2 separate regions of the Mus musculus genome follow, and region 2 is linked to region 1. Evidence: chromatin loops called from intact Hi-C (ENCODE). Cell type or tissue: heart. All regions are shown on one strand. Each heading gives the region's core, and the rest is flanking DNA. Links, peaks and the distances in the headings are about the cores only.

The links. A loop is a pair of places that touch in the nucleus more often than their neighbours do. Peaks named below come from ENCODE experiments on the same cell type or tissue, not always from the same donor. Only the 100,000 strongest peaks of a DNase experiment are listed, where the experiment ranks them.
Region 2: a loop joins it to region 1, with 2.0 times the contacts of the local background. A loop is called at or near these places in 2 of 42 quality-filtered maps.

What each region holds. Positions count from the first base shown.
Region 1 is chr3:101,108,392-101,112,775 of GRCm38, forward strand. Ptgfrn (prostaglandin F2 receptor negative regulator) reads right to left here and starts at 1,775. Exons shown (of 9, transcript NM_011197.3): 1 at 1,701-1,775. The coding sequence starts at 1,749. It overlaps Gm52612, which reads left to right and starts at 575. Exons shown (of 1, transcript XM_030252967.1): 1 at 575-3,349. The coding sequence starts at 1,519. The coding sequence ends at 2,160. In heart, for the core only: no CTCF peak of the experiment used is centred there; DNase peaks (open chromatin) are centred at 690, 1,400 and 2,010; H3K4me3 peaks cover 2,521 bases; H3K27ac peaks cover 3,172 bases.
Region 2 is chr3:100,996,918-101,001,301 of GRCm38, forward strand. All of the region lies in intron 8 of Cd101 (CD101 antigen), which reads right to left. Among named protein-coding and RNA genes, the nearest start is that of Ttf2, 29 kb to the left of the region's middle. In heart, for the core only: a CTCF peak has its summit at 2,288 (motif pointing left); DNase peaks (open chromatin) are centred at 1,444 and 2,304.

The DNA of each region.
Region 1 (4,384 bases), core at 186-4,185:
GCTGTGCTTTCCCGACCCTGGGCTGCTGGCTGTGGTTTGTTTATTCACTTGGTCTGAGGGATGGAATCCAAAACCTGGCAAAGATAAACAAGCACAGAGCTACAACCCTAGGCCCCCAAGGGCATCCTTTTTAAACTTCTACCTCACGCTACCCTCTCAACTGGTACATCCACAGACTACACACTGACCACTCTAGGGAGAGTCAGTCACATAAACCACAAAGTGAGTAGCAGATGGGAGTGGTGCCCCAGGAATCTGTGCAACCATAGGCCATGGCCCTGCCTGACCCAGACGTATAAGCCAATTAAATGGTGGCGACTGTCCCCAGCAATATGCAACAAATACACAACTTGCAAAGACTGATGCCTGGCAGATCAGAAACCACAGAAGACTATTGGATGTTTTCTGTACATGGGTTGTGGCTGGAGAATTATGTCTAGGGGAGTTCTTAGAGGGAGTCATTTCCAGAAAACCCCTCGGAGGTGAAGTATCACAGTAGCAGCCAGAAAGGCTAGTTCACAGGCAGCCAGGACTCATGGGGAGCTGGGACAGTAAAGTCCTAATGCCAGCAGAAGGGGAGTGGTGGCAGGAGGTCCCCACGGGGATCCTCACACCATCAGAAGTGCAGTCATTTAGCCCCTGTGCAGCTGAGGCCAGGCTGGGATAGGCAACACACACCACGTGCTCTGGGAAAGCTTGAGATACATCGTCTGCAGGGGCTTGGAAGGGAACCCAGGGCTGGGTCTGGAATTCTGCTTGTCCTAGATGCCACTGGTCACAGGGAACCACGCATATAACCACACTTGGGGATCTGCCTTCCTGAACCAAGGCAGGCATTAAATAAATACATCAAGTGGCTGGTTAAGATCACCCTGTGTATCTATGTGAAGATGGTGTCTGTGTAAGGAGTGAATGGAAAATGGAGGGGGGGGGAGCCCAGGAAAGATTCCTTAGGTGGGTGAGGGGATACTGGGCCAAACCACTGAGAGACACCAAGGGTTTCCAGAGGGTAAAGGAGAAGGGGGCAGTAACGAGGGAAGTAACAGGTAGAAAAGTTGGAAAAGCTGGGCTCTCGGGTCTTTGTGTATAAATCCGAGCCTAGCTAGCTTCAGGAGACGCTGGAAGGCAACACTGAGGCAGATTTGGCTAGATGGCAGGGATGGTACAAGACTGTCACAGTAACGCTGGGCTACCCAGTGACCTTCGTGGAAGGAAGTTGGATTCTCTTGCTTCCCTGGAAAAGCAACTCAGCATGGGCTAGCGAATGAAGAGCGATCCCGACCGGCCTCGGCTATGGCGGGACACAGCAAAGGCTCACATTTCCGCCCAGCCGGGTACGCGGGCCGGGGCCGCCCGCACCTTCCGGGGCCGGGAGTTCAAGGTGAGCCCGGCTCACGGTGGCCAACAGGTAGAGAGCGCTGTGGGAGAACCGGCCACGAGCCACTCCCCCGGCACACGTGAGGACCCGGCTCGGTCAGGCCGGGCGGCTCCGGCTACTGGGAGCGCGGGCCCAGGAGGATGTGCACCGGGCTCAGATCGGCCCCACATCGCTCCCCGCCCGGCCGGCGGCCCGGCGCTCCGGATCCCGGTCTCCCGGGAGCCGCCCCGGGCGCCCCGGGTGCCCCAGGCCCCGAGCGGCAGCCGCGCCCCCCCGGGACCCAGCGCCCCACCGCGCCCCGCCGCGCCCCACGCGCACTCACCCAGCGACAGGAGCGCCAGCAGCAGCGGCCTCGGCGCCGGGCGCCCCATGCTCGGCCGGCGGGAGCGACTCTCCGCCTCCTCCTCCTTCCCCGCCGCCGCTCCTCCTCCTCCTCCTCCAGCTCCGGCTGCTCCAGAGTCGGCTGCTCCGCCGGGCCGCGCGCCTGCTCCGCTCTCCCCGCTGGCCGAGCGAGCCCAGCGCCGGCGCGGACGTGCGCACCTGGCTCGTCGCGGCCCTCCTCCTCCTCCTCTCCCGCCCTCCGCCAGCCGCCGGGCCCCGGAGCCGGCCTCGCCGATCCCAGGGCGCAGCAACCCGGACCGCCTCCCGAAAGCAAAAGGGAAGAGCCGTGGCGTCCGCCCGCCCGCGCCTCCCACCCGGCGCTTTGCCAGCAACAAACACAAACTTTCCCAAGCCCCTCCCCGCTCCAGGTAACGGAGGAGGCGCTGGGGCCACCCGCTTAAAGGGGAGGAGACGCCCGAGCCCACTCAGCCTTCCCCTCGGGCCCCCAGCCCTCGAAAAACTTTCCTCCGACCTTTAAAAGTTGGCCTGGAAGACTTGTCTGGAAACCTCATCTTTTGGGCCCTATCCCGGGACGCCCGGCATTCCTTCGCGGTGGAATCCCCACGAGTGTCTCGCAGCCAGCAACCCACACGTACACCCTCTGGTCTCCAGCTAAGCATGCCACCAGCCACCTGCTTAGCCCTTGCTAAAAATAATTACACAGATAGGAATGAAAGAGCTTCAAAGGCAGTGAATTCCCACCCCCTCATGGTCCAGAGGCCTGATGTGCTTGGGAGAGTTGGCAAGGGACTCTCAGCCAAGCATCAAATTCAACAAGGCTCTCTAACCCACCACCCTGTAGTTGGGTGGGCCTGCCTCCTTCCTGGCCCACCTCCCTCCTCTCCAGGGTCCCTGTGGTACTAATTAGAACAACTTCCAACTAAGGTACCCATAAAAGAAAAGAAAAAAAAGAAAAGAAAAGAAAAGAAAACCCACACCATCTATTATTAGCCGTAGTGCTTCAAATGGTATGTCTGCCGCCTGAGACTATATTCATTGCTTTAAGTGGACACAACTGGGTTTCCATTAAAGACTCTTTTTCCTCCCACAATAGAGTTTTGTGCTTTGGATTTGAATACAAAAGACTCCACAGCTCTGGGGGGAAAATCAGCGTTCCTTGTTTAAAACGTCCCAAGGATGAATCAGACATTCAGAAAGGCTCACTGGTATCCAGTGACCCCCTCCGTCGCCCGGGCCTTTCATTAATATATGTAAAACAAATCACAGATGTTCCTGGGGAAACTGCCTTCTCTGGTGCAGAACATTAAGCTTGTTCTGATTTCCACAAGCGTTTCTCGTTTCTGCCAACTGACATGCGACTGACTGGCCAGGTGTGAACCCTTCCGAAAGAGACTCCTAAAATTGTATTCCCAGCCAGGCGTGGTGACCTCCACTGCACTCTGTAGGTAGAGGCAGGATGGGCTCAAGGTCATCCGTCCCTGGCTTCAAACAGAGATCAAGGCCGGCTTGGGCTACAGGAGACCCTGTTTCAAAAGACCAAAATAAACAAATTCCTGGTGGTTCAACAATGGAGGTTTACTTACTGTCACAAAGTGGTAACAATTAAACAGAGATAAAATGGTATGGTAACTTTGGTGTTGAGTATATTTCCCCCTCAATATTTTTTTTCTTTTAATTTCTGTCTTGCCACCAAGCCTTTCCCAGAGTTTCCCCCACCCCTATCCATGTTCCTGTTGTTCTTTTTCCCAGAATTTCTGTAGGAAGGTCAATTTTCTTTTGTTTCTTTCCATTCTATCAAGCCTGAATATGAGCCTCATGTTAAGTTTTGAAATATGCTGGAACTACGGGAAAACGTAAGGCCTGGCTCTTCCAGCAGCTCAGCCTTCAGCTCATCAATCTTTCCGGGTTCTGACCACCCAGAATGCTTAACGTCTGGCCTGCACATTTTGGCACTTGATCACAGTCAGCTCAGCACACTATGTATACTGCTTCCACCTCTGCCTAATAACTGGAGGATCTAAGAGGCGGACACATTGTCAACTTGCATCCCCTCCTCACTGGAGAGGAGTTCTGTGCCCTTTGTTTAACAGACAAAAATCTGGACCTTGGAAAGCCTTCCACATGCAGTCAGAGAAGAGACTCTGAGCTAGACCCTGGAACTGCAGCCCTGGTGAGTCAGTTGCTGCCAGTGCCCATAGCCTACAGGGTAATTTAGTGGGTGTGGCAGCAAGTGCAAAGTCCAGTCACGACCCACCCAGGAAGCAGTCAGTACTGGAGACGTTTTTCACTGCCTTCCCCAAAGCTTAACTGTATAGTAAGTCAGGCAGTCCAGGAACTCACTAGATGGAACCTACATGGAGGGACTTACAGTAAGTGTACACATAACATGATGGAAGGGGGAGGGGAATCATTCTCTCCTCCCATCTCAGCACCCAAGTATTATTAAACTAATGGGACATTTTATAATCACGGTAATAACTGTGGTGAGCAACTGAACTGGTAGGAATAAATGAGACTATCCAGGCAAGGCAAGTGCAAAGAAGGCTTAAGTGGATCCAGGCTGTCAGCTGACTGATTGGCAACCAGTCAGCTGTTATCATGAGAATCCACAATGAGCCACTGATGTAGCAGAAAATAAGCACAAATTAATGACAGCAGGCACTT
Region 2 (4,384 bases), core at 106-4,105, 110 kb before region 1:
CTTCCTCCCTCCCTCCCTCCCCTTTTTCTCTTTGCTTCCAGGATGCCAAGAGGTGAGAAGGTTCTTGAAGTGCCACACCCTCCCCTCTTATCCATCTTGCTGCCAGACGGAAGCCATAGACCAACCAACCATGCCCTGAAAACTCCAAAACAATGAGACAAAAATATTCCTTTCTTCCTTAGAAGTTATCTCAGGTCTTCTGTCCCAGAGATGGGAAGCCAACAACCACAATGGACTTCTCATGTTCTTCCATGGCTAAATCTCACCCTCCACAGGGAAAGTCAAGTGCTTTGGAGACCCTGGCTACGGTGATTTGAGTAAGATAACCCCATCTATCTCAGGCGTTTGAACACTTGGTCCTCAGTTGTTGGTGCTGCCTGGGGAGGAGTAGGAAGTATGGCCGTGCTGGGGGAAATATGTCACTGTGGCAGGCTTTGAGAGTTTAAGGAGCCATACTGCCCTTCTAGTTCACTTTCTCTGCTTCGTGCTTGTAGTTCAGGATGTGAGCCCTCATTGTCTGTGCCAGCTGCCATACCCACTACCTGCTGCCTCTGCTCTGCCATCATGGCGTCTAACCCTCTGGAATTATAGGCCCAAACAAATTAATTCTTCTATAAGTTACCCTGGTCACGGTGTTTTATCATAGCAACAGCAAGGGAACTAATCTGCTGGCTTTCTTTCTAGTCGGGTGGGAGGGAATCAGGAGGTGAGTCTGTGGTGAGTCTCACAGATGCTGGGATGGCATATGATGATGGTGACAGGGACGGGCACACAGGATGCAGGAAGAAATGTGGCACTGGGTTATTCTGCCCCCAAGACGCTAGCCTTCAGCATGAAGGAACTGCCTTCCTGGGAGGAGACAACTCCATTTAGTGCAGTCTGCCACCAAAGGGCAGCACAGGGCCCTCTGCACAGTGCTGAGTTGGCCAAGTGTGAGCCACTGTCAGCTCTGGTGCTTCTAAATGACCTCTCAGGGGAGGGCACTGGTTGCTCCGGATCCTGCGGTGCCCATTTCCCACCATCTGCCTCTCACCCAGATTTGGAAGAGAGCTGGTGACACACGAAACCATTACAGTTTGGCATTTTGAATCAATCCGACTAAGTGCCCCAGACTCAAAGAACAAGGCCTGCAGAATGGAGCCAAAGACGTAATGAACTCACTTCGTCTTGAGCAATCGTTTAGAAGTTGCTTCCTTCTGCCCATGTCCAGGCACACCAGGAAGAGCTTTGCTTTTGGACATTTCTGAGGAAATGCTGACTTGAGAGAGAGAGAGAGAGAGAGAGAGAGAGAGAGAGAGAGAGAGAGAGAGGTGTTTTCAGCCTCTCTCTACCTCCATTCAGAACTTGGGCCATATGAGGTCACTTGAGAGATCTGGCTCCTGCCAAGAACTAAAAGTGGGGTTTGGATCTCTGCAGCAAGTGTAGGCGGCCCCTGACAGCTTCCTGTTTTAACCTAATTGAAGGAGTGCTTGTTCATTCTCTCAAGTGTTAGCTCAGTGCCTCGTGCCAGACCTTGTTGAGTATGCCGAGGAGAAGAAACAAATGGCCTCTCTAGAAACTCCAGTGTGGGAGGAATGCATGCCTCCTTTAAGAATCCATTCCTTAATAAATTCTTATCTAAATAAAAACAGAGATACAGTGGTCTGGCCTACCACTGCATCAAGACAATTTTTCAGAACACAACATTTAGGTAAGGCGTTTGTCTGGCATGCATGCACAAAAATCTGGGTCTGAACCCTCGTGTTGTCTATGTGTGCTGTGTATATATGTGTATATATGTATGCTGTGATAGGGCAGATGTGTAATCCTAGCACTGAGGAGGTAGAGGCAGAAAGATCACAAGTTCACGATTATCCTACATAGCATGTGTTCAAACAGCCTGGGAGCATGAAACCTTAACTCAGAAAAAAAACAAACAAAAAAAAAAAAAAAAAAAAAACCAGGCAACACATTTGTACTTAGGATCTGAGGTGAGACAAAAAGGCTCAGCCTTATAGCACTCACCTTAGAGAGTCACTGTAAAGAGACAGTTGGGGGTGGGGGGAGGGAGGAACTAGGTCCAGGATATGTCTGCTCTGCCTCCACTCAAGCCACGTGATCCATGGCTCTTTCGTGGAGTTCTAAAGCTAACCCCATCTGGTGTGGCCAAATAGGGGAGGTGGTGAAGTGAGGAGCCGTTATAAGCTGTCTTTGATTTGGAGTCTACCAACATGCAGAGCTGGCAGTCAGCAGGAGTCAACTGAGTCAACGCCAGCAAACATCTGTGCCTGTCTTGGGTGCCCCCTAGTGGTGATCTGTATGGTACAGGTAGCTGCAGGGTGATGACGGAGAACCACAAGGGCTCAGATGCAGACCAGGAAGGATATTAGGAGGAGATGCTGGGCCGCTGTCAGGACTGCATCTCCATCCAACCCTGCTGCCTCTTCCTCTGTGTACTGTAAACATGCCCCCGAGCCTACCGACTTGAACCTCAAGCAGGACAAATAATTAAACCTCATGTATCAATGTTCCCTGCCATTTCTTCTGGTTTTCTCTCCTGACCTTTACAGCTCTTGAGAAATTACCTTACACCTAGCCTGTCAGCTTCCTCACTCTTCAGCCTCCTCAGGCTGACTTTCATATAGCTTTTCTGCCTTTACCATGTTAGATCCAGTGAAGATGTTCCCATTCTCTCTGTCGCTGTCTCTCTGTCTGTCTCTGTCTCTGTCTCTGTCTCTGTCTCTGTCTCTCTCTCTCTCTCTCTCTCTCTCTCTCTCTCTCTCTCTTTCTCCCTCTCTCTTTCTCTCTCTCTCTCTCTCTCTCTCTCTCTCTCTCTGTGTGTGCCTCTGCCTTGTCCTCTTGAGTCAGGGTCTCTCCTGTAGCTCATGTTACTTTTTGCCTAGGCTGGCAACCAGCAAACCCCAGAGAGCTTTCCTACTTTGTCACCAATAGAATCACACGTGCATATGAGGTCATGCCTGGCTTGTTGCAGGGGTCCTAGGACCTGAACTCTAGTTACCATGGTTACACAGCTGTTTTTTTTTTTAAGCCCTGAGGCATCTCCCATTCTTATCTTAAGCAGCCTATTGTACTTTTCCCTCTCTTGAGTTTCTCTCACCTCCTGATACCCACTGATACCTGATACCCACTGATGCCTGGCACTTTACCTCGGGGGTCCTCCCCTGAGCATCATTACTGGCCATACATTGATATCTCCTAGTGTACAAGTTAGGTGTGGGTCACCCTTGGAATTCCCACTATTTCCCAGATAAACGCTTCTTAGAAACTCTTTTTGAGTTGCGGTCCAGCTCAACTTGCACATATCAGAAAAATCTCCCGCTCTAAGCCTGGGTTTGGTTTTGCTTGGTAAACGGTCTCGTGATCCACCCAAGCCCCAATACTGATTTGCCTCTTCTGCTCACTCACTGACCACAGATGTCTAGCTAGCTAGCAACCTCCAAACACTTGACTGTTCACTCGTCCCTCCTTCTCACTAGCACCGCCCGAGCTCAGGCCTCCATCTCCCCTCATCTTGGCTACAGTTTCATGTAGCTCACCCTGCTCTGTCAGCCTCCCTTCACCTCAGCTTCACTGCTCCACTCAATGGGAACCTTCTAAATGTGACTCTGAGGGTGTCGCCGCTGCACCTGAACCTATGCAGTAGCACCCATAACTGCCATGATAAAGCACCTCTCCCTCACTTTAGACACCAAGCACATCTTAGCTCTGTGCTATTCCCACACCCGTTCTCCCATCGCTTAGTCTTGTGCATTGAGATCCAGGCATTCTCTACCACTGAGGGTCCCTTGCTCTGGCATGGAGTTTTAGATCTTTTTGCCATCTTGTATACCATTCCTTAGAATAGTTTTCCTTCTTCCCATTCATCCATATTATAGGGGACCTTCCCAGATAGCATCCATCCTTGACCCTTCACTCCAGTTCAGTTGCTCTCTCTGCATCCCGGGACTATTTCTCTGATGATGCTCAGCACAGCAGGTTCGACTCTTCCCACTCTGTGGGAACGACCTCTGCCATAGGTACTTTTGTGTGCTCAGATCTCATACGATTACTTATTGAGCAAACTAAAACAGTCTGCCACATAGATGGGTATAAGCATATTACGTAGGTATGTGTGATGGTTAGAGTCCTTAGCTTGACTGAATCTGGTATCACCTAGGAAACAGGCAATTCTGTGGAGGGTTATCTTGATCATGTTAACTGAGGTGTGAAGGCTTGCCCACTGTGGGTGGCATCATTCCTTAGACTCAGATTCTAAAGAAGGAGAAAGTGAGCCCAGCATAAGCACCCATTGCTGGTTCCTCCAAAATGCAGACACAATGGAACTCACCCTCCTCAAGTTCCTGCCACCCCGACTTTCTTTCCATCCGGAACTGTATCTTTTTTC